Regions from separate parts of the Homo sapiens genome. Here regions 1 and 2 are each linked to region 3. The links are chromatin contacts, found by Hi-C or POLR2A ChIA-PET in ENCODE. All regions are on one chromosome and are shown on one strand. The core of a region is the stretch at or near the end of the contact, and the rest is flanking DNA. Distances in the headings are between cores, read along the strand shown. Region 1 has its middle 12 kb from the start of LINC01460. Region 2 overlaps FOSL2 (FOS like 2, AP-1 transcription factor subunit). Region 3 overlaps BABAM2 (BRISC and BRCA1 A complex member 2).

Region 1 (3,505 bases), core at 75-2,574, 400 kb after region 3:
TTATATGTGTAGCTACTAAAATTAAACATTTTCATCCTCATCCCCTAAAGTCGACTCTCGTGACACCAGGGACACTCGTGTATACTTTGGAAAACTGTCTCACAACCTCTCTGTATTACGAAGGATGCAGCCAAGTGGCTGCCCTTGTTGAAATGCTCAGCCAGTAGGATCACTCATAGCCACCACTGTCTTTGTTAGGGCCGTGCCTCAAAATCACAAAATTATTGAATCATGGAGGATAAGAGATAGATCATGGACTCTAACTCTGGAGAAGGTGTTATACAACACACCCAGCCATAGCCCTAAAGATTAAGGGGCACCATTCAGGGATATAAAGATGAATCAGATATAGTCCTTGCTCTTAAAAACTCACTAAGCTTACAGACATAAACAATTGAAAACTAGAAGGACTAAGCAAAGGAACAGAAATGAAAGAAACTCACATCTAGATGTAGTTCCACCACAAACTCGGTGTGCCTTTGAGCAAGTCACTTCATGTGTCTAGCCTCAGGTTTTTTTTGTTTTTGTTTTTGTTTTTTGAGATGGAGTTTCGCTGCAATGCCCAGGCTGGAGTGCAATGATGCAATCTGGGCTCACTGCAACCTCCACTTCCTGGGTTCAAGTGATTCTCCTGCTTCAGCCTGAGTAGCTGGGACTACAGGCAGGGGTCACCATGCCTGGCTAATTTTTGTATTTTTTGTAGAGACGGGGTTTCACCATATTGGCCAGGCTGGTCTCGAACTCCTGACCTCAGGCGATCCACCTGCCCCAGCCTCCCAAAATGCTGGGATTACAGGTGTTAGCCACCCTGCCCAGTGCCTCAGTTTCTTTAAACAGAGGTAATTAACATCTGTTTTTACCTTTTAAGTCTAATAGGGGATTCGGATTTTTTTTTTTAACAAGTGTGAAAAAAATCCTCTGTAAACTGTAAAGCTGAAATATAGTGTGTAAGGAATAAATATGCAATGCCCAAAGTCCTCCATAGAATATTGGCATTATAAATGGAGAGCGACTTTCTCTAAGTGAAATTAAGCACTGGAAAAGGCAGTTTTGGAGGAGAGTTGGGAGCACCATTTGGGCCTGACCGGTGTCTCTGGCTAACTTTCTGCTGCCAGGTCTTGGGTCCAGGAATGTCTGTGAGCGAAACTAGCTTGCTGCTCCTAACTTTTTCACAATCCTCCTTTTTTTCTGATTCTTACTCTTTCTTCTGCTTTGAAACCTTTATCTTCTTTCAGCCCCTTGTGCAAGCTGACCGCATTGTAATGGGTCTATACTGCCCCCTTGTGGTCACTCCCTGCCGTGGTTGCATTAACTTCTGACGGGGTGTGCGTGATAAAGGCAGACCTGAGGAAACCCAACCAACCCCAGCTAAATGCAGCTGGTCCTGGAAAATCCAAATTAAAGCCAGCTGCTGGAGTGCAGCGCTCCTTGATGGGAAGGAGTAGTTCATGCCTGGTTTTGCCCCAAGTAGGACATAAATCCAGCCCTCTGGATTAAACTTGCTAAAATGGTCAGTTCCTAGACTATCCAGCTTGTCTGGAGCAAGGTCCTGGAACTAAAAGTGGCTAGAAGGTATCCCTTCTCTGACAGAAAAACCCAAGGATAGGAAGGGCTGGGGCTAGGACCTGCCCTTCAGCCCTCCACCCATTGAAACCAACAGTTAACTAACTGAGCACCAATTTGTGAACTGCTAGGTGCCATGGATGGGGTACAAGATAATGTAGTTCCTGTCCTCAAGAACTTGTAAGTGACAAACGTAAGTAACCCAAACACACATATCAGTAATGAATATCAAGCCGTTGGAGTAAGGGCTGTAATAGAAGTAGAAATAAAGTGCTGTAGCGCTAGTGGGGAAGGAGGGATTAGTGATAGTCTCTGCAATCAGGGAGGCCTCCTGAAGGTAGTTTGGGGCAAGCTGATTGTGTTAAAAATGAGTCGGGCCTGGGGGAGGGAGGGAGGAATGGGTGGAGCACAGAGAGATTTTTAGGGCAATGAAACCATGTTTGTCTGTATACTATAATGGATACATGACGTTACACATCTCTCCAAACCCAGAGAATGTACAATATCAAGAGTGAGCCCTAATGTAAACTGTGGACTTCAGGTGATATCGATGTGTCAATATAAGTTCATCAGTTGTAACAAATTTACCACTCTGGTGGGGAATGTTGATAATGGGGGAGGCTGTGTATGAGAGGAGTGGGGACAATGGCAAATCTCTGTATTTTCTGCTCAATTTTTCTGTGAACCTAAAACTGCTCTAAAAAATAAAGTCTTAAAAAGAAAAAAAGTAGTACCTTACTTACCAAACATGAGCAAGGAAGACCACAATGACACTCATAATAACTACATGGGGTGGGGGGAGGTGATTATGTGTTGGACATGGCTAAAAGTTTATATTTGTTACTTAATCTCTGCAACAATACTGTTGGGTAGGTATTATTTTCTCTATTTAATAGACAAGGAAACTGAGGCCTATGCAGAAAGGCTTGATAGAAAATATAGGGAGAGGAAAAAGCAAAGGTGTGTTTGGGGCAAATAACCTGTTATTTCTAGAGTAGCAGGTATGCCTCATCGGGTGGAAGAAAGGGAGGGACAAGGGCAGGTGTGGGGTCATGATGATAGAAAAGCACAGGAACCCTATGATAAGGCTTTTAAAGCCTCAAAGGAATTTGGACCCTCACACTTTGGACACTGGAAAACCTTTTGAGATTTCAGAGCAAGGGACTCTGCTCAGGGATGTGTTTGACATATGTGGAGGAGAGTTGATAAGGCAGAGATGAGAGGGAGACCTGTGGAGTCATGAGGTGAAGGGAGCTTAGATTAGGGCAGTGGGCAATGCAAAGGCATAGATCCTAAAACTTCCACATGGAGAAATTAAAATGGGCTAGGGGAATAAAGAAGGCAGAGGTACCCTTGATGGAAAACACTGCAATCACATGCTGAGCCCTCCAACCTGCCTCATCAATGCCAGGTCCTATGGTGGGGGTGGGGGCAGATTTCCAGAATCCTACTGAATAGAAGTCTTGGTTCCACCCTGGACTATGATGTGCCAAACCTCTAAAACCAAAGGAGGGCAAAGTCTTCTCAGAGAGCAGCGGTGAAATCCTGAAAATTGTTCTCAACGCCCACATTAAGTGAGGAATCTCAGAATCAGAGTGGCCTGTCACAAGAAGACTACCAGTTTGATGCTGGACCCACTCCTCAAAGGTCAAGGAGTTTTATCATTTCCCAGCAGTCAAGAATCTGGTTGGACTAAACCCTGTATGGGAACGCGGCTCCCGCTCCCCTGCAGAGGCTTTGATTCTGGCTTTTGATTGCCACAGGGCTGGCAGGCTTCCCTCTGGCTCCCACTCTCTCAGGAAGGCATCCACAGCTGCTGGCCACTTGTCACACCCTGTCTGGGAGGTGGCAGCACTTCAGTGGTAAAGCAACAGATCCTCAGGCTGTGGCTAACGGCTTCAATGTTTGTTGGGAATTGTGTCATATTTCCCGAAAGGGCTAA
Region 2 (3,383 bases), core at 165-2,664, 310 kb before region 3:
TTGGTTCAGCCACCACGCTTGACACAGAAGTAACGTGACAGCCCGAGAGGGCCTGTGAGGATGCCAGGGTCACCCCGCAAGGACCTCAGCCCCCTTCTTTCATCCCCAGCCAGAGAAGCAGAAGCGAGCAAGTGCACGTGGAGGGGCCGCTGTGGGAGGGGAAGAGGTGTGTGTCACCAGCCTCCTCCCCACGTTTTCCCTAACATGGATTCCTGTTCATCAGTGAGGACATACGGGCAAGGGCTTCGTTCAGCAGAGGACAGCATATTCCGGAGTGAAAAACAGTTTCCGTCTGTCTCAAGGGTCTGACGAACGTCATGAGCTTCTGAGAGGCTTCCTGTGGAGGATGTGGCTCAGGGGCCTGGGTGGCTGGGTCAGAGGGCGGGGGAGGTGGGGGAGGCAGGGGAGTAGGGTGTGAGGCCTCTGGGAGGAGGGAAGGAAAGTAGAGGAGCCTCAGGGGGCAGGGCTATTCCGGGGCGGGTGGTGAGGAGCGCCACATGGGGCACAGCTCCTTGAAGTGCCAATCACAGAAAGGTTAGTGGTGGGAGGGCCCGCTGAGGAAGTGGATTGTGGATCTGCCTCACCTGGGAATGAAGAATTCCCACTCATCCTCCCCGGCTCTAACACCTCCGAGGGCCATTACTACAGGCATCACAGAATTCACGCAATTCAATTCATTCAACACCCCAGAGTGAGGGCTGCAGGACAGAGAAAGACAAGCCTAAGTGGGTGGATGGTACCTGGAAACATTAACTCAAGTGAGGGGATGGGCCAGGCGTGGTGGCTCACGCCTGTAATCCCAGCACTCTGAGAGGCCAAGGCAGGCAGATCACCCGAGGTCAGGAGTTCGAGACCAGCCTAGCCAACATGGTGAAACCCTGTCTCTATTAAAAATACAAAAATTAGCCGGGCATGGTGGCAGGCACCTGTAATCCCCGCTAGTTGGGAGGCTGAGGCAGGAGAATGGCTTGAACCCAAGAGGCAGAGGTTGCAGTGAGCTGAGATCGTCCCACTGCACTCCAGCCTGGGCGACAAGAGCGAAACTCCATCTCAAAAAAATTATAATAACAAAAAAAGTGTGAGGGGATGTTTTCCAAAGCCCCATCCTGGGCAGTCACTGTGAGGACCACTGACAGAGTCTCTCTCATCTCCTCACTCTGAAAGCATTCCACTGGGGAGAGTCAACCCTGGCTCGGGGCTTCCTCCACACAGCACACGGCCCTTCCTGCAGGGCCAGGCTCTGAAGGGAGTTACGTGACGTTGGTCAGGTCAAGCTTAACAGAGGGAAGGGCAGGGCTGCGGGTCCCCAGGTCTGGGCAATTAGGCGGCACGGGAGAGTGACTCACAAGAGCAGCACGCGGTACCATGGCCACAGCTCTGAGTTCATGATAGAGGTGGGGAACCCGCCTGCCCATAAAGGAAATGAGAAAACCCCAAGAAAATACAACCCTGCTGCCACGTGACCTATCTCCATCAAGACTTCTCCCTGGCCCAACCCAGAGTGCTTAGGCCAGGCTGGGCCACTCCTGATGGCGGCAGGCATGGGAGTGGCTGGAACCTCGGGAAGCAGCCCTGGATGGGGCAGGTCTGGACCTGCCCTGGCTCCCACCCTCCATCATCCCTCACCCAGGAGCCCCCACAGTTCTGTGAGCAGAGAACACTCAGGTGCTGCGTAAAAACCGTGGCTAGCACCCCCACAGAAGGTTGTTCATTTCTTCCCTCTGGGCCCTGGCTGGTGCTAAACGCCACCTCCCTCTCTCTCTCTCTTTTCAATCAACACAATGCTGACCCATGTGTCCAAAGGAAGGAAAGCTCTATCTCCACTGACTCATCTGTAGGGCATTTGTGGGTAAGGAGACAGCTGTGGGAGAGAGGATCAGGACCCCCGGGGCTCTCACTCCAGCCCACCCAGAGGTGCTCCCACCCTACGCAGAGTTCCTCACCGCCTGCAGCTTCTCTGTCAGCTCCCGGCGTCGGTTCCGGCACTTGGCTGCAGCCAGCTTGTTCCTCTCCCGCCGGATGCGACGCTTCTCCTCCTCTTCAGGAGACAGCTAGAGGCCAAAGCCAAGGATCATGGTTAGAACAGAGACAATGGTTCACAGTATTTTTTAAAAACTGTATTTTAAGTAAGGCAAGAAGCCCTTCTGGAAATGGAGAAAGGAGAAGGAAGGGCAAGAGGAGCATGGCTGGACTCAGAGGCCCCAGAACATGTGGATCCCTGATGTCTGGCTGCCTGGGAGGGCTCTTTTGAGCTGAATCTGCCCCGGAAGGTGATGTCCAAGTTTAAAGTCCATGTTTAAACAGGACAGCAATGGGTCAGAGATTCACTGGCCCAGGCATGATGGCAGCACCTATCACATCAGCCCTGATTCAGTGCTCAGGCCAGAGAGAAGGAGCTGGGGATGCTTCTCCAAGAGTCCCCTCCTGCCAGCCAGGCGTGGCCCCACCCACTTAAGCAGCTTCTTCCAAACCCTGGCTAATTTCTCCTCCCATCACTCTGCCTGCTCTGCAAGCCTCATTATCCCCATTTTGTTAAGTAGCTGGGCCTGGAGTCCCCACACAGGTTAAGAACCACCCAGGGGGGAATGTTATGTTGCTGATGGGAGGGCCAAGAGTGCCACTCCACTCCCGATTTCCTCTGCCAATCCCAGGGTGCCAGCTGCTCACGGTTCAACCCCAGGTACTCCCCCACATGCCTGGTACAGTGCTAAGTTGGACAGGACATGCAAAAGGAAGAGGAGCCCCCAGCAGGTAAAATCCTGCTGCCCACCATATCTGTCCACTCAACAAGTGAGCACCTGGTTCCATGTGCAAGATGAAGTTCTACGGGCTTGGGATTTATCTGCGAACCAAACAAAGGAAGATTCCCCTGCAAAGAGCTTAGGATCTAGCTTCTTCCAGTGAGACAGTTAGGAATCTGTCACTCATACCGGAAAGCATGAACTCTGCTCTACTGAGCAGGGCAAATGCTCTGGTTCTACAGAGCCCTGCAGAGCTGTGACCCCAATGCCTCTCTCAGGCAGAGGTGACACAAGGAGACGGCTGTGGGCCAAAGCAGAAAGCAACACAAAGGGAAAGCCCACCCATTCAGTTATCAGACGTTGACTGCACACCTACTAACTGCCCGGTGCTACACTAGGAGCTTAGAAGATCTCAAGGGGAATAAGACCTGGGTCAGCTCTCACGGGACACCTGGGGGCAAAATCAAAGCTACTTTTGGAGGAGCAGGGAGAAGCTACCCCAAGGAGGGATACTGCCTGGACTTCAGGTCACCCCATGAAGGAAAGAGCCACTGTCCTGGTTGGGTCCAAGTCAGAGTCCCACAATGCTCCCTTTAGCCCTGGAGGTCTGTTGCTGTGATGTTTTGAACAGCAAAGAGAGGA
Region 3 (3,614 bases), core at 752-3,251:
GTAAAAGTGTTCCTATTTCTCCACATCCTCTCCAGCACCTGTTGTTTCCTGACTTTTTAATGATCACCATTCTAACTGGCGTGAGATGGTATCTCATTGTGGTTTTGATTTACATTTCTCTGATGGCCAGTGATGGTGAGCATTTTTTCATGTGTTTTTTGGCTGCATAAATGTCTTCTTTTGAGAAGTGTCTGTTCATATCCTTCGCCCACTTTTTGATGGGGTTGTTTGTTTTTTTCTTGTAAATTTGAGTTCTTTGTAGATTCTGGATATTAGCCCTTTGTCAAAAGAGTAGATTGCAAAAATTTTCTCCCATTCTGTAGGTTGCCTGTTCACTCTGATGGTAGTTTCTTTTGCTGTGCAGAAGCTCTTCAGTTTAATTAGATCCCATTTGTCAATTTTGGCTTTTGTTGCCATTGCTTTTGGTGTTTTAGTCATGAAGTCCTTGCCCATGCCTATGTCCTGAATGGTATTGCCTAGGTTTTCTTCCAGGGTTTTTATGGTTTTAGGTCTAACATTTAAGTCTTTAATCCATCTTGAATTAATTAGCAATTCTAAAGATTTACAAATGTGCCTCAGAATATAAGGGTTAAAAAAATGAGTTTATTGAGTTTATGATAACCACTTAGCTAAAACTGGAAAGAAAAAATGACATAGGAGGAGTATAAAGATAAACAGTACGATCTGTGAATAATTTGATGTTGGATAAGAAAAGCCAAAGGCCAACCTAGGAACTATTAGGAGTTCTGGACAACTAAACTGCTGACTCCCAAATTTCTAATGTCTCACTTGGTAGAAGAGATCACCTAAGAAGCTCTCATAAAGAGCAGAAATGGGACTGTTGCTCTCTGGAGAAACAATGGGACCTTTTCATCTCTGTGAGGAGTACACTATTCTTCCCACTTCAGTGATGGTTGAAAAGAAACTGACTCCTCGATAAAAACAGAGTGGGGATAATAAGACACCACTTTATGCCAGGTGCAGTGGCTCACGCCTGTCATCCCAACACTTTGGGAGGCTGAGATGGGAGGATGGATTGAACCCTGGAGTTCGAGGCCAGCCTGGGCAACATGGCAAAACCCCATCTCCACAAAAAATACAAAAATTAGCCGAGCATGGTGGCATGTGTCTATAGTGTCAGCTACTAGGCTAAGATGGCAGGATCAATTGAACCCAGGAGATTGTGGCTCTAGTGATATGTGATCACACCACTGTACTCCAGCCTGAGCCAGGATCAAGAACCTGTCTAAAAAACAAAACAAAACAAAACAAAACAAAAATACTAAGTAAATAATGAATTCTCTCAACTCAGCTCACAATACAAAGTAGGACACGTTGAATATCACTTTCATAATTCTGCTTCATCCATCTGGAACACTGGCTATAAGGCCTTACTAGAACTTTGAGAAGCTTACTGAGTAAATTTTTTTTTTTTTTTACTCAATAAGTTCAAGTATTGAGTAAATTTTCCCAAAAAACAAATACTCTAAAATGAAAGATATCACATCAGGACCATATAATTACTTTCAGCATTTTATGAAAAGGATAAAGGAAACCCTCCTCATAAAACAAAACAAAAAACTATAGGCCGTTTATAGATTACTCAAACTGACATAATTCAGTTTGTAAAATCATTATTTTATTACATGATTCCTATATAAAATCATTATTTTAACATAGGAACTTATAAGAAAACTCAATGCAGTTATGTTTCTTGTGGTTAGTACTGTGTCAGAGAGGGCAGTGGCTTTGGTTTACCTCCAATGGTCTCTCTCAAAAACACCAACTGACTGAGTCTATTCCTGGAATTGCTCTAACCTCCCCTAGTATTTTGTCTGTTCGCACATTGTAATGCACAAGGAACAGTGGTAACATGTGAAATAAGTTCAAAGACCCCAAAGTGGAAGACACTGTTTTCCTGCATCCTACCTACTGTAACTGAAAACTGGGAATTTACTGGAATTGAGAATTTATTATGAGTCAGATGGCTGATAGCCTTTCCAACCAAAACATCTGCTCTACAAAGGCACAACTGCTCCAATCCATTTCCTCTTGGATCTGGAGAATGACCAAGTTGTAGCTTAGCCCTTTCCTTAAAGACACAGGGGCTTGAAATGAAAATGAAATAAAAGTGGATCTCTATGTCACCTTCCAAATTCTACTACTCTTAAATGGTATTAAAATGTAACAAAATATGAGAATAAGTATGTTTTAGACATTAAAAAAATTGCAGTCGGTTCAGTGGAGTAACCAAGGATTTTTATCAGATCATTCAAATTTACAACGGCACAGCTGAAACCAATTCTTTCTCTGGTATTGAGGGAAAAAGGGACATGTATTACCCAAGCACAGTGAAAAAGCGTTTCATTATTCATTTATTTATTCAAAAAATATTCACTGTGCACTTCTACGTGTCAGGCACTATTCTAGGAACAACTGGTGAACAAGCTAGATAATGGCCCTCCTCTTAGAGCCTACCTTTCAGCAGGGGATGACGAATAAACAAGTCAGCCAATTCATAAATAGCCTTCAAAACACTATAGGAGTTATCTTGTTTCCAATGGTTTATTTACAACAATTGATACCAAGATTTTTTTCTAGCAACTACAGAGAGCTACTGCAGTGGTTCAAGTTCTAGCATTTGTTAAAAAACACACATTCCTGAACCCTGCCCTGGGGATTATGATTCAGTAAGTGTGGGTAAGTCAAGGAAATATGATTTTTTAACTTACAAGGGGATTGAACTGCCCATCCAGGTTTGGGGTCTATTGCCTTAGAGCAATAAAAAAATGTGTGAGCTTCCTATCAATATGTTTATATGTATTTATTTATAAGCTATATAGATGAACCTATGTACTAATACATTATGAACATCATAAAACATGCACAAACAGTAGAAATTCTAAGAGGGTGAGATAAAAATCAACACAACTGTATGGCTTACTATATGGGGCATGTTAGGAGGTCTGCAGGTTCCCCACATGGACTGGGGATAGGACAACCACAGGTGAGGCCCTGTAATTCACAGCTTGGAAAGACAGACTCTATCTCAGCCCTCACTCTGCTCCATAACTTACATGGGTGCAGAGAACTAGGCAGAGGAGCATTAAAATTATCATCATCTCAGTGACAAGAATTTGGGAGGCCCTGTGTCTCACTTCACATGCCAACATATACCTGCCCATTCTTGTTAACACACACCAAATATGGTAAAACCAGATCTAAAAAAAGACAAACTCTGTCATAGGTTCGGCAGCCATAACCCTGTTGTGTCAGCTGTTTGAATCATGTGTGAATGAGTCCATGCATGCTAGATATCAGGCAATATGGTAGAGTAGAAAGATCACAGACTTTGGAGTTAGACAGACTAGTGAGAATCATAGCTTCATCGCTTACTGGCTATGTCAACCTGGCTGGATAAGTTATTTAAAACCTGGATGAGTCTATTTCCTCAACTATAAAATGAGAAGTTATAAAACTGCTGTATCAGTAATAGTAGCCACCATTATTGGCACTGTTATCCCAGATCATCTTGGGACTATCTGACCCACCTGTTCCCTGCTATCTGTGGACACTGGGCTTTGCCTGCTTCCCTGGAAATGATACCTATCTGT

The links. A loop is a pair of places that touch in the nucleus more often than their neighbours do. ChIA-PET counts read pairs that join two places held with the same protein, here RNA polymerase II (POLR2A). Pooled maps may share reads with other maps.
Region 1: a map of ascending aorta shows a loop between it and region 3 (4-fold over the local background). The contact joins two enhancer-like sites. A Hi-C loop is called at or near these places in 3 of 168 maps with a recorded cell type or tissue (aorta, ascending aorta and endothelial cell of umbilical vein) and 5 of 50 pooled maps. POLR2A ChIA-PET finds 5 or more read pairs at or near these places in 1 of 52 experiments (endothelial cell of umbilical vein).
Region 2: a loop to region 3 is called in a map of psoas muscle, with 3 times the contacts of the local background. The contact joins two enhancer-like sites. A Hi-C loop is called at or near these places in 1 of 168 maps with a recorded cell type or tissue (psoas muscle). POLR2A ChIA-PET finds 5 or more read pairs at or near these places in 3 of 52 experiments (PC-9, activated T-cell and activated naive CD4-positive, alpha-beta T cell).

The regions. Positions count from the first base shown.
Region 1 is chr2:27,701,715-27,705,219 of GRCh38, reverse strand. No RefSeq gene overlaps it. Among named protein-coding and RNA genes, the nearest start is that of LINC01460, 12 kb to the left of the region's middle. RefSeq lists a silencer at 1,255-1,324. Within about 2 kb of position 1,324, at least 5 of the 41 ENCODE cell types and tissues checked have a DNase peak (open chromatin) inside an H3K27ac peak, as active enhancers do; they include ascending aorta, where a contact is called at or near this core.
Region 2 is chr2:28,407,427-28,410,809 of GRCh38, reverse strand. It overlaps FOSL2 (FOS like 2, AP-1 transcription factor subunit), which reads right to left. Exons shown (of 4, transcript NM_005253.4): 3 at 1,944-2,051. Among named protein-coding and RNA genes, the nearest start is that of FOSL2-AS1, 14 kb to the right of the region's middle. RefSeq lists an enhancer at 1,258-1,337. Within about 2 kb of position 1,414, at least 18 of the 41 ENCODE cell types and tissues checked have a DNase peak (open chromatin) inside an H3K27ac peak, as active enhancers do.
Region 3 is chr2:28,100,967-28,104,580 of GRCh38, reverse strand. The region is part of intron 6 of BABAM2 (BRISC and BRCA1 A complex member 2); the gene reads right to left. Among named protein-coding and RNA genes, the nearest start is that of MIR4263, 110 kb to the right of the region's middle. Within about 2 kb of position 2,001, at least 2 of the 41 ENCODE cell types and tissues checked have a DNase peak (open chromatin) inside an H3K27ac peak, as active enhancers do; they include ascending aorta, where a contact is called at or near this core.